Linked DNA regions of Mus musculus: region 1 is linked to region 2. A link is a contact called in ENCODE Hi-C or POLR2A ChIA-PET data. All regions are on one chromosome and are shown on one strand. Each heading gives the region's core, a stretch centred on a gene start or an enhancer-like site at or near the end of the contact. The rest is flanking DNA. Distances are from core to core; before and after follow the strand shown. Region 1 holds the start of Dnmt3b (DNA methyltransferase 3B). Region 2 has its middle 21 kb from the start of Commd7.

What was found. A loop is a pair of places that touch in the nucleus more often than their neighbours do. ChIA-PET counts read pairs that join two places held with the same protein, here RNA polymerase II (POLR2A).
Region 1: a map of mouse trophoblast stem cell shows a loop between it and region 2 (2.5-fold over the local background). The contact joins the promoter of Dnmt3b here to the enhancer-like site in region 2. A Hi-C loop is called at or near these places in 2 of 37 maps with a recorded cell type or tissue (mouse embryonic stem cell and mouse trophoblast stem cell). POLR2A ChIA-PET finds 5 or more read pairs at or near these places in 4 of 5 experiments (Patski and embryonic stem cell).

The regions. Positions count from the first base shown.
Region 1 is chr2:153,646,089-153,651,752 of GRCm38, forward strand. It overlaps Dnmt3b (DNA methyltransferase 3B), which reads left to right and starts at 3,361. Exons shown (of 23, transcript NM_001271744.1): 1 at 3,361-3,652.
Region 2 is chr2:153,608,324-153,614,387 of GRCm38, forward strand. No RefSeq gene overlaps it. Among named protein-coding and RNA genes, the nearest start is that of Commd7, 21 kb to the right of the region's middle. Within about 2 kb of position 1,333, at least 1 of the 3 ENCODE cell types and tissues checked has a DNase peak (open chromatin) inside an H3K27ac peak, as active enhancers do.

The sequences.
Region 1 (5,664 bases), core at 2,111-4,610, 40 kb after region 2:
AAGTGGGCAATCTGCTTTTAAATTTTGTATATTCCTTGTATTTGTATTATGACTTTAAAAAATTGTTTTTCATTTATTTATATGAGGGCAATTTTTCAAGACTCCCTTTCTTTCCACGATGTTGGTTCTGGTGATTGAACTCAGACTTGACAAGTGTCTTTACCCACTGAGCCATCTTACCAGCCCTCTAGATAAAGTGTGGCACTTTAATACCAGTACTTAGGAAGCCGAGGCAAGTGAATCTCTGAGTTCAAAGCCAGCCTGCTTTACATTGGGTGATTCAAGCCAGCCAAGGCTACATAAACCCTATTTCAAAACTCAAACAAACAAAACTTGTCTTATTCATAAAGGATTCTCTCAAGTAAAGTTTTATCATAAAGCATACATTAAAACTAGGCCTGGGGGCTGGCGAGATGGCTCCGCAGGTAAGAGCACTGACTGTTCTTCTGAAGGTCCTGAGTTCAAATCCCAGCAATCACATGGTGGCTCACAACCATCCGTAGTGTGATCTGATGCCCTCTTCTGGTGTGTCTAAAGACAACTACAGTGTACTAACATATAATAATAAATAAAATCTTAAAAAACAAAACAAAGCAAAACTAGGCCTGGTAGTATATAATTCTGGCACTTGGGAGGTAGAAGTAGACAAGATTAGAAACTCAAGTTCTCCCACAGGGCAAGGCCATTCTGTTTTACTAGAAACTGTGACTCCAAAGAAAAGCAAACAAGGGCTGAAGAGATGGCTCAGCAGTTAGGAGCATTAAATCTTCCCGAGGATCCAGGTTAGACTCCAAGCACCCACAGCATTTGGAACTCCAGTTCCAGGGAATCCAACACCTCCATCTGACCTCCACAGAAACCAAGCGCACGTGCAGTACACAGACAGACAGACAGACAGGCAAAACACTTGTGCATATAAGATAGAAACAAATCTTAAAGCCAGGCAGTGGTGGTGCACGCCTTTACTCCCAGCCTTGGGAGGCAGAGGCAGGTGGATTTCTGAGTTCGAGGACAGCCTGGTCTACAAAGTGAGTTCCAGGACAGCCAGAGCTATACAGAGAAACCCTGTCCCGAAAAACCAAAATAAATAAAATAAAATAAATGCCTCCCTCTTCCAACCAGGTTTCGCTCCACTCTTCCCAAACTCAGGCTGATGCTCTTTGCTCTGTCTTTTTACGGGCAGTCTTGTGGCTCAAGTGAGTTGACCAATATGGCCAATGGCTTTTCAAACTGTAAAGTTTTGTGCTCTCTGGAGATTATTTTCTTTCTTTCAACAAGGTCTCATTGCATGACCCTGGCTGACCTGACTTGTAACGGAGACCAGACTGGCCAGAGATCATCCAGTCTGCCTCTGAAGTGCTGGAATTTAAAGGTATGCATCACCATACCTCCCTGGAGGTAGTTCTCTTTCTTTCTTTTTAAAAATAAGTTTATTATTTTGTATGTATGGGTATTTAGCTTCTTGTGGAAGTCAGAAGAGGGTGTCTGGGCTCTGGAATTGGAGTTACCTATAGTTGTGAGCTGCCATGTGGGTGCTGGAAATTGACCCCCGTTCCTCTGGAAGATATGCCAGTGCTCTTAACCACTGAGCCATCTGTCCAGTTCTGTCTGTAGTTTTCTTACTCCCATTTTCCTTAACTTTTCCTTCTGGGTGTGGAGAAGGGGGATTTTAGACAGTGTCTCACACAGCCACAGTCCAGTCTGGTGTGGAACTTGCTCTGTCACTGAGGTTGGCCTTAAATTCCTTAAACTCCCAAGTGCTGGGATTCTAGGTAGGATCCACCATGCTTTGATTCTCTTGACAGTTAGAGTCATTCCCAAGCGACAGACCAAGACCACCTGCTCATCCAGACTCTTTTAAGGCATCCTCTTTTGCACCAACTTCCGGACACACTTCAGAGCCCTGGCAGTCAAGACATTCCTGCGGTTCCTCTTCCCTAGGGGGCCAGGTCCAGGCCGGGCTGGGCTTTCTCTCCTTTTGTCTTTTGACCAGTCTACTCTTTTTTAAGTAGAAAAGGGCCCAGGAAGTGTTAAGACTTGAAGTTCCCCAAATAGTCGCCATTTGCCCATTTACTCACTAACCAGGAAGAAGGGCAGGAGGAAAGCTGTGTTTAACAGGAGTTAGAACCCCAGAGGCAAGAGACCTGTGGAGATTCATTCATTCATTCATTCAACCAACTTGTATTGAGTTAATTCCTTTTGATGCTAGCCTCCCTGTGGACCTGTGCTCCTAGAGAGATGTGGCTTCCAGTTTCCATCTAGATGGAAGATGGAAGCCACCTCTGCCCCGCTAGGAGATGCAGACAAGACTATACAAAACAATCTCAGATGGGTTTCAGTGTTATAGGATTTGAAGACTGTTCTGTTTGGTGATAAGAAAGCCTCTTCTTGTGACAGATCTGGGGAAACAAAGTCTGAAAGGAGGAAAGAGGCCAAAGCTTTCCTTAGAAGGACAATGCTTGGTGTGTAGGAGGAGCAGCAAAGCAGAAGAGGTTGGAGTGAAGTCAGGGAGCCAACAAAATAAAAGATCCGTGAAAGCTGAGCCTGCACGTGCTAGGCCTTGTATCGAGCCGAGCCTTTGCAATCATTCGATTTGTTTATCCCTTTAACATATATTTATTTAGTGTCTACTTTAGTGATCACCATCTAATGTATGGAGACAGACAAGCAGGAAAACAAATAAACATGAACGCCAGGTGCCTATCATAAGTATTTGTGTTTCTCCAGTGGTTCAGCGTGGGCCTTTTGGCCGAGGCAGCCCTAAGCTGCAGGGTAGGGCTCCTCCCCAGCTGGCACGAGGAACCCAGGTAGTTGGGGGAACATGTATGCTTTTTCTTCCTCCAAGGCCTCCTCTCCCCTCAAGATGGCTGACAAAGGCCAAGCTAGGTGAAAGCAGGAAGCAGAACGGGGGTCCCCAGCGGGTGACCCATAGGGCCACTACAGCGCCCTGGACAGCTTTGCAGCGGAGGGATGGTCGAAAAGCCAATGCAGGGTTGCTGTGTGACTCCAGCAGGAGCTCTTCCCTCTCTGGGCCGCTCATCCAGACCTGTGAATGTGCTTGTATGTGCGTGTGTGCATCTGATCTGGATTGGGGGACAGGAAAGGGGGTGTCTCAGGTGGAGAGGGCTGGGAGCTATCCGTGGGCTCTGGTCATCTAGGAGGGTGACCCGCAAGGCATAGGGGGCCCAGGGGAGGCTCCCGAGGAGGCAGGGCGAGGAAGCTCGGGAGGGATTTCAAATCTCCCTCGCCCGTCCCCTAGGCCCGGCCGGCCGGTGAGTGGCTGCGGCGGGGGCGCCCCCCGGGCGGGGGCGGGGCCAGGGCCGGGCCCGGGCTACAAGGGCAGCGGCGCCGCCCCCTCCCCACCCACTCCCGTGCGCGCCCGGCCCGTAGCGTCCTCGTCGCCGCCCCTCGTCTCGCAGCCGCAGCCCGCGTGGACGCTCTCGCCTGAGCGCCGCGGACTAGCCCGGGTGGCCCACTGGCGCGCGGGCGAGCGCACGGGCGCTCCAGTCCGGCAGCGCCGGGGTTAAGCGGCCCAAGTAAACGTAGCGCAGCGATCGGCGCCGGAGATTCGCGAACCCGACACTCCGCGCCGCCCGCCGGCCAGGACCCGCGGCGCGATCGCGGCGCCGCGCTACAGCCAGCCTCACGACAGGTGAGCGCCACGCGCCCCTCGTGGGCTGGGACCTGGTGGTTGGGGCTGTGTGGGTTCCGGGACGACAGGTCCCCTGGTGGCGCCTGGATGTTTGCCGGGGTTGGGGAGAACGGGGCGCGTGGCGCTTAGCGGGACGGGGACACGGGACTGGGCACGGGGACAGAGGAAGCGAAGTCCCCGCTGCACTCCGCCACTCTGAAGAGTTGAGGGAAGGAGACCTGCAGCAACTTTTCTGGAGTGTAGAGTTGAGAACACTTGGGAGCGGAGTGGGGCCCGAGCGGTGGCTGTCCCCGGGACCCAAAGTCCTTACCTAGCCCAGTTCTTACCCAGAGCCTCCTCGGGGAGGAAAGGCTGGGATGTAGAGGCAGAAGTTGTTTTGTCAATGTAGTAGTGGTTGTGGATCCGTTCTGACTTGGAACCTCGCACTCCCAGGTTGGGATGGCGCTCTGGGTACCGGCAAGTGGGGATGCTAGATGGGCGTTGTCCCCGGGGTCCTCCGGAGCGGAGCCTCTTGTGCTGCAGCGTTGCCGGCTGCTGGGAGGGGCTGGCTGAGCACACCTGGCCGGGGAGGAGCCAGCGGGGGGCGGTTCCTCACCTTGCCGGCTGCCCTAGGGGCTCACTTTCCATTCTTAGCCTTCTTCCGGGGTGAGGTGGCCCCACTACCTAGTCCATACACTGAGTCCTTAATTATAAAATGACCCTCTGCCTCCACTTCCTAGCGGTTAATCGTCCGTGCTTCAGGGATTGCTTAGGGATACCTGTGGAATCCGTCCAGGCTAGAGGTTGCAATCAAAGCGGAGACCTACTTACTGCGTTCCCAAGGTTGGACTGCACGGAGGGGAAGAGTTTCTTGCTCCAGTCTCACCTGTGGCAGCGGCAGTCCTGTGATCTCCATGCCTCTGCCTGTGATTCCCTGTGATTTCTGCTTTGCACTCGGAAGCATATGAATTAAAATGAATTAAGGCCTCAGTAGAGTGCTTCCGGACTTGTGGATGTTGTGGGCTTTGGGCTGGTGACACTCACCGACCTTCCTCTGTCCACCAGGCCCGCTGAGGCTTGTGCCAGACCTTGGAAACCTCAGGTATATACCTTTCCAGACGCGGGATCTCCCCTCCCCCATCCATAGTGCCTTGGGACCAAATCCAGGGCCTTCTTTCAGGTAAGCTACCCACCACCACTGCATTACACCTCCCAGCTTCAAGGTAAACTTCCGTAAGGTTGGTAATACACCAAGCACCATCTTTATTGTGTGGTTGGCCTCATTACCTCCCGGCACATGGTTGGAAGCAGACTGCCCATCTCGGGCAAGCACTGTCTTGGATTTGTGCTTAAGTCCTACTATTGCAAAAGCAATTACAGTTCTATCCATGTGCTTTAGTTGCTATAGAAGGCCATGTGCAATAGAAACAGTTCACTAAGATTAGGGAGGAAGCCAGCTTGTGGGGTCTTCAACCCCCCCATCTTCAAGGTGGGATAAGCACTCAATGGCACAGCACCTGGAGTAGGCCTCAGTATGCGAATGTTGAGGTACGCTGGGCCGAGCGGAATGGAAAGTCACCCCTGCCAGCCCCTCCTTTTCCTGCCTCCCCGAGGTACTGTGTTTCATTCTCAGCTATGGAGGCATTTCTGAACCATCATTGTCTGTGGCTGGGGAGTTGGCAGGAAGGGCTGTCTTTGTTTCCTTTTTAAAAAAAATTTATATTTTATTCTGTACGTGTGTGCACGAACAGGCCATCACTGTGAAGGTCAGAGGAAAACGTGTGGCAGGCAACATACTCTACCATGTGGGTCTGGAGATCAAACTAAGGACACCAGCCTTGGCTGCAAGTGTCTTTACCTGCAGGGCCATCTCCACTCCATCACCGACCCCTTTGTTCCCTGTTGGAAAAGGGCTGTGTTGTTTATGGTTTTGGGCCACTTTTTTTTTCCTCCTTCCCCCTCTATGTTTGAGGATTGCTAAAGGTGTAATTGACAAGCTAAGCAAAATCCTTCACCTTTCCTGTTGGGGTGGG
Region 2 (6,064 bases), core at 83-2,582:
AGGGTAAGGGACCAAGCCCAGCTAGGGGAGGCGTTGGGGAACAGCGCTGGGCCTCCAGGCTTGGTTTATCAGCTCTCACAGAGGGCAGAAACCACACAGTCAGGAAATGGCAGGTGTGAGAAGAAGAGGAAGTATATGGGCTGAAGCCATGGCTCTTCCCCGTTCCCTGGTGACATCCCTGCCTCTTCTGGTGTCCAGGGCTTTTGAAGTGACCACAGCCCCAGACTCTGCCAAGGATGAACCGGAGGCAAAAGGGGAGCAGTAGCCGGGCAGTGGTGGCGCACGCCTTTAATCCCAGCACTTGGGAGGCAGAGGCAGGTGGATCTCTGAGTTCAAGGCCAGCCTGGTCTACAGAGTGAGTTCCAGGATAGCCAGGGCTACACAGAGAAACCCTGTCTCCAAAAAGGGGGGTGGGGTGGGGAGGGAGCAGCGAGCAACCTTGGGTTCAGTAACTAATACCATAAAAATAAGTGCCCAGGGGGTGGGTCGGTGGGAGGGTATGGGGGACTTTGGGATAGCATTGGAAATGTAAATGAGGAAAATACCTAATAAAAACAAAAAAGTGCCCAGTAAAGGGTAGGGAGAGGGACCTCACTTCCCCCTCTCCCTCCTCAGGAAAGATCTTTTCACAAGAAACGGGTGTCAGCTATGGGGCTCAATAGACCCAAACCCTAGGAAATGGAATGCCTAGTTAGGGAAGCAGGCGTGTTGAAGAATTAAGTACAGGGACAGAAGTCCCCACCAGAGCACTGTGGGCGAAACAAAGAGATGGTGACCTCCATGGGGAGGTCAGTATCTGTCACAACGCAAAGGAGGCTGAACAGGGAAAAGTGCAGTGACATCAGTTGCCACCCCCAGCCGTGCTGGCTATCCAGAAGGGCAGCGGACTGAGTCCCAACAGACGCACGTGCTTCTGCGGACTCACTCCTCCAGCCAAGGTCTACACTCATGGAAGTAGTCACCCCTGCCTGGCTCCTGGTCAGCATGAGTAGGGCCGGAGAGAGGAGTTGGCACACTGATTCAAAGGTAGTCCCCAAGGAAAGACTGGGGCCAGCTTCCAGGCCTGTGTATTTTTTTTTAGGTCTATCTATCTATCTATCTATCTATCTATCTATCTATCTATCTATCTATCTATCTATCTATCTATCTATCTATCTATCCAGACAGGATTTCATGTTGCCCAACCTGGCCTCAGATTTGCAAAGCTGGCCTTGAATCCCCAGTCGTCTTCTCTACACATCCCAAGGGTCAGGATTACAGGCATGCACCACTACTGCCACTCCTGGAACCTTTCATCTTGTTTTTCTGTCCCTTGGCTGGCAGGACAGGCCTCTTTCCAGAGACTTGGCACAAAATTCCAAGGCTTGGCCTGCTGACAAGGCGGTGGGAGGAGGCCTGCGCCAGAGACTCCTCCCCACTCCACTCTGAATTCATCGCCACTGCTGACCGCTAGAGGGGGCTGGAGCCCAGTGACCCCTGCCATTATGAGTCTCGGAGCCGGCAGTCACCATCACCTCAGCAGCCCCTAAGGTCTTTGTCTCTGCTCTCTGAGGCCTGTGCTGGAGGGCAGGGGCAAAGCTAAGCAGGGGCTGGCCTTCCTGGGCTCATCTCAGCGCCCTTACGGAGCCCAGTGAGGCAGGCCACAGAGTGAATAAAGGGTAGACTGAGGAAGAAGCCCTACTTCTGGCAAGTAGGTGGCTGACCTTCTCAAAGCTTCCTGAACTCATGCAGAAGGAAAGACCCCTTACCCTAGCGGGGACCTCCGGAGCCCTGACTCCCCTTAGCTGCCTCTCTCTCTAGCTCAGCCTCTGTTTCTCCTTACTTGACACAGGACTTATGGAGCCCAGGCTGGCCTCAAATTCACTGTAGCTGAGGCTAGTCTTGGATCCCTAATTTTCCTGCACTGGCTTCTCTCCTTCCAAGTGGTAGGATGACGGGCACATGACACCATGCTGGCTTCTTTTTATTCTAGTGCTTGTTTGTTTGTTGTTGTCATTGTTGAGACAGTTTCATTTTGTTACTTTGACTGGTTTGGAGCTCTCTATGTAGACCAGGCTAGCCTCAAGCTCAGAGATGCACCTCCCTCTGTCTTCCAAGCGCTCAGACTGAGACACACCACCACACGGGCTTAGGTTTTTTTTGTTTTTTTGTTTTGTTTTGTTTTTTTGAGATAGGGTCTCACACTATAGCTTCTATAACCCTGGCTATCCTAGAACTCACTAAGTGCCCCTCCTGCCTCTACTTCCTGCATGAGCCACTGTGGGCTCTGCCCAGGCTTTGAGATGGATCTGAAAACCCTACCACTGTAGCCACAAGCACAGGGTTTCTCCCAGGAACGATTTCTCAGAACTTTGGATATTTCTTTGAATATTCCTAGATTCAGTGATAGAATAAACCAGGGGGAAGAGCTGGGGTCTGGTACGTGGGTGGAGAAGGCAGAATCGTTGCCTATCTCTCCCTCCTGCTTTCCTAGGAGCTCAGCCCCCACCCTGCTCCCACCCTATGTTCTAGCTCCTAGGCCTGGCTGCAGAGGCCGCTGTGGAAGAGTGTTACTCCCCCTCCCCGGACACCTCTGCTGGAGGCATGGCAGGCTCCAGGCAGGCAGCGGTGCCAAAAGCTGCTGACAGCGGCCTTCTAAGAAGGAGGGAGCCTGGAGACAAAGACAGAGGAGGAGAAGCCCAGTGGGGCTGCTCCTCCCCCACTGCCACCATAAGCTAAGAGAAGCTGGGAGGAGAAAAACCGACAAAGACCACCGATGTCCCAAACCGCAGAGTTCTGAGCTGTGCAGGCCTTTCCGTCTCTGGAGCCAGCTGCCTGCCCTGGGCAGATTAGGCTCCGGAAAAGAGGCCTGCGCCCCAGCCCTTGTAGCTCTGGCTGAGTCTTAGTCAGTCCTGTCAGGAAATCATTCATAAAAAATGACACCTTCACAGGGCCCTCTCCTCGGCCACACAGCCTCAGGGCCAGAGCCCCTGTCTCCAGCTTCCCCAGACCTCCTCTTTTTCCTCCTCCTGGAAGGAGACCTACGAAAAGCACATGAAGTAAGGCCAGCTCAGCCCAGCAAACCAGCCCTGGTGGAGCATCCACCCTGGGGACAAGAGTGGGGTCAAGAAGGACTTCACTCAAGTATGAACACGCGAGCAAGTGTCACTGACAGCTTCCAAAGGTTTCCAGCGCCATATGGCGGTGGGCATTTATTTATTTATTTAATGGGTGGACGTCTAGAGTCAAGTCTCCTAGCATTCTCCCTGGGCCCAGCTTGGCACATTATAACTGGATCAATCTACCTTAAAGGAAAACAAATCCATGGAAGGGAAATGACCAGCCCTAGGTCACCAGAGACTCCCAAGGGTAGATAATGCCATTGGAATCTGGGAACTAGCCCCATGAGGAAGAATTGAGCTCTTAATCTTAGCCCTGAGTATCTGTCCCCACCCCACCCCACCCCAGCCCCCTGCTGACTTCTGTCCAATTACCCTTGTTTTCTCTTCCCCTACCCTGGCCCTTTGTTTCCTAAAGATACAAAGTATGCACTGGCCTCAGGGCCTTTGCAGGTGCCATTCCTCTGTGCCTCATTACTAGGTTAGGCTTCTTCATCCTGCAAGACCAGATCAGATCAGCTTCTCAAATAGACCTTCCCAGAACACCATAAACTCCCACTCTGTGTTACCCCCTCCCCCCACCTAGAGCCCCCACCTATTGCTACATTCCTGCAATCCCAGCTATTTAGGATTCTGAGGAATGCCTGACTAGGTTACAGAGCCAGTTTAAGACCAGTTTGGGCAACTCAGTGAGACAGTATCTCAAAAGGAAGCTGTCGCTCTCCAACAGCTTAGCAAGCATGAGGACCAGAGTTCAAGTCCCTAGCATCCCTGTTAAAAACTGGACATGAATGCACACCTATAACTCTAGCTTAGTGGGAGACAAACAGGAGGATTGCTCTATCTCTCTATATATTATATATATAAACAAAATCTTTAATAAATGAAAATATGAAGACACTGGAAGTTTACCAAGCCTACATTGACCGATGTGTGTGTGTGTGTGTGTGCGCACACACACACACACACACACACACACACACACACACACCCGACTGTTCAAAAATGTCTTTAGAGATCATCTGAATGAATTCCTGCTTGTGGATTGCTTGGTTGGTTTTTAAAACAGGTAGCCCAGGCTGGCCTGGAACTTTATATGTAGTTAAGGGTTGCCTTGGATTCCTGCTCTTTTTACCCCACTTCCTAAAAATCCTTGTTTTATAGTTGAGGGAACCACCCAGGAAAGAGGAAGAAGGGAATACCTCTATCCAGGATTTACACAGAACAGGGAGGGAAGGGCTGGGGCAGGGTGTGGTCTGGGCTCCTTTCAGGGGAACAGCAGATGCCTTAGGTTTCTAAGGACCTGGAGTCTGACACACTTCCAGCATCTTGGCTGAGTTCCACCTAAAATCCTTGTGCACATTTTGGGATCTGTAAACCCCACCCTCCAGCAATCTCTGGGCTAAGCACTAGCGGAAGCCCAGGGGCATTGTCTAGGAAAATTCCCCTCTCTTCACCGAGCTGCTTTGCAAGGGCTCTTTGAAGTGGAAGCAGCCTTTCTCCATAAGCCTCTGTAAGCCCTTATTCAGTCACCATCAGGTACTGGGCCTCCCATAGGCTCCAGGCAGCTCCCATCTCCCTCCATGCACAGGTCAGGGGAAGGGAACATACAGTTCAAAGATGAACCCCACCACCCCTGCCCCTTGCACCTGTCAGGGCAACTCACTCTGACTCAGCCTGCAGAGGCCCCCTGCTCCCCATCATTCATGCCCTCTGCTCCCTAGACATCGGACCTCTGACACCACTCACAGCCTATCTACCAGAATTTATGATTCCCTGGGTGCTGCTCAAGTTTCTCAAACTTGATGTCATGTTCTCCAAGGGTGTAGCCTGGTCTCTTCAGTCTCTGCACTCCAGCACCCCTGGGTACCAAAGAGACCCCTGCTCTACACCCCAAAACTGTAGGGAAGATCTCACAAGAATGCTGCTCCTCAAAGGGACACGCCAGCAGGCTGAGTCTGGGGTTGCTGCTCCCAGACAAAGCTGACAGAATTGAGCCTGGCCAGTGTGAAGGGAAGAATGGCAGGGCACTGCCTCCTTAGCCCTACCGGGCAACCTAGGGCACTCTATATATACACTTTGCTACTGTGTATGAGTAGCAAAAAGTTATGGTTCCTCTTCTCCTGGACTAACCTTTCTTTTTTTTTCTTTTTTCTCTTATTTGGTTTTTCGAGAAAGGGTTTCTTTGTATAGTCTTGGCTGTCCTGGAACTCACTCTGTAGACCAGGCTGGCCTCGAACTCAGAAATCCACCTGCCTCTGCCTCCCGAGTGCTGGGATTAAAGCCGTGTGCCACCATGCCCGGCTTCTTTTTTTCTTTTTAGTGGTTGGCCTGACCATTAGTTACCATCTTAATGAACAGTATATAGAGAGGAGGGGGGAAAGACTTTGCAGCCAAAGCAGAGGACAGAATTCTTATTCAGAGCAAGAGTAAATCCGTGCACAATGAAGTGGGAACAGCAGGAAGGGCTGCTGGGATGCCCAGTGTTGTGTCAGAATCCGAGAGGAGCAGTCTCGAGACCCTCATCAATGTCTACAGGGAGTAGAGTATACGTGGAACAAAATTTCAACACAGCCAAGGGACTAAAGGACGCCTTTAATCCCAGCACTCTCGAGGCAGAGGCAGGTGGATCTCTGAGTGTAAGGCCAGCCTGGTCTACAGAGTGAGTTCCTGGACAGCCAGAGAAACCCTGTCTTGAAAAACAAAACAACAACAACAAAAAAAGACAAGGAAAAGAAAAGAAGAAAGAAAAGGGAAGGGAAGGGAGAGAAGAGGAGAGGAGAGGGGAGGGGAGGGGAGGGGAGGGGAGGGGAGGGGAGGGGAGGGGAGGGGAGGGGAGGGGAGGGGAGGGGAGGGGAGGGGAGGGGAGACGAAATGAGAAAGCAAGCAGAGCTGGGCAAGCCAGGAAGCAGTTCGCCTCCACAGCCTCTGCATCAGCTCCTGCCTCCAGGTTCCTGCCCTGCTTG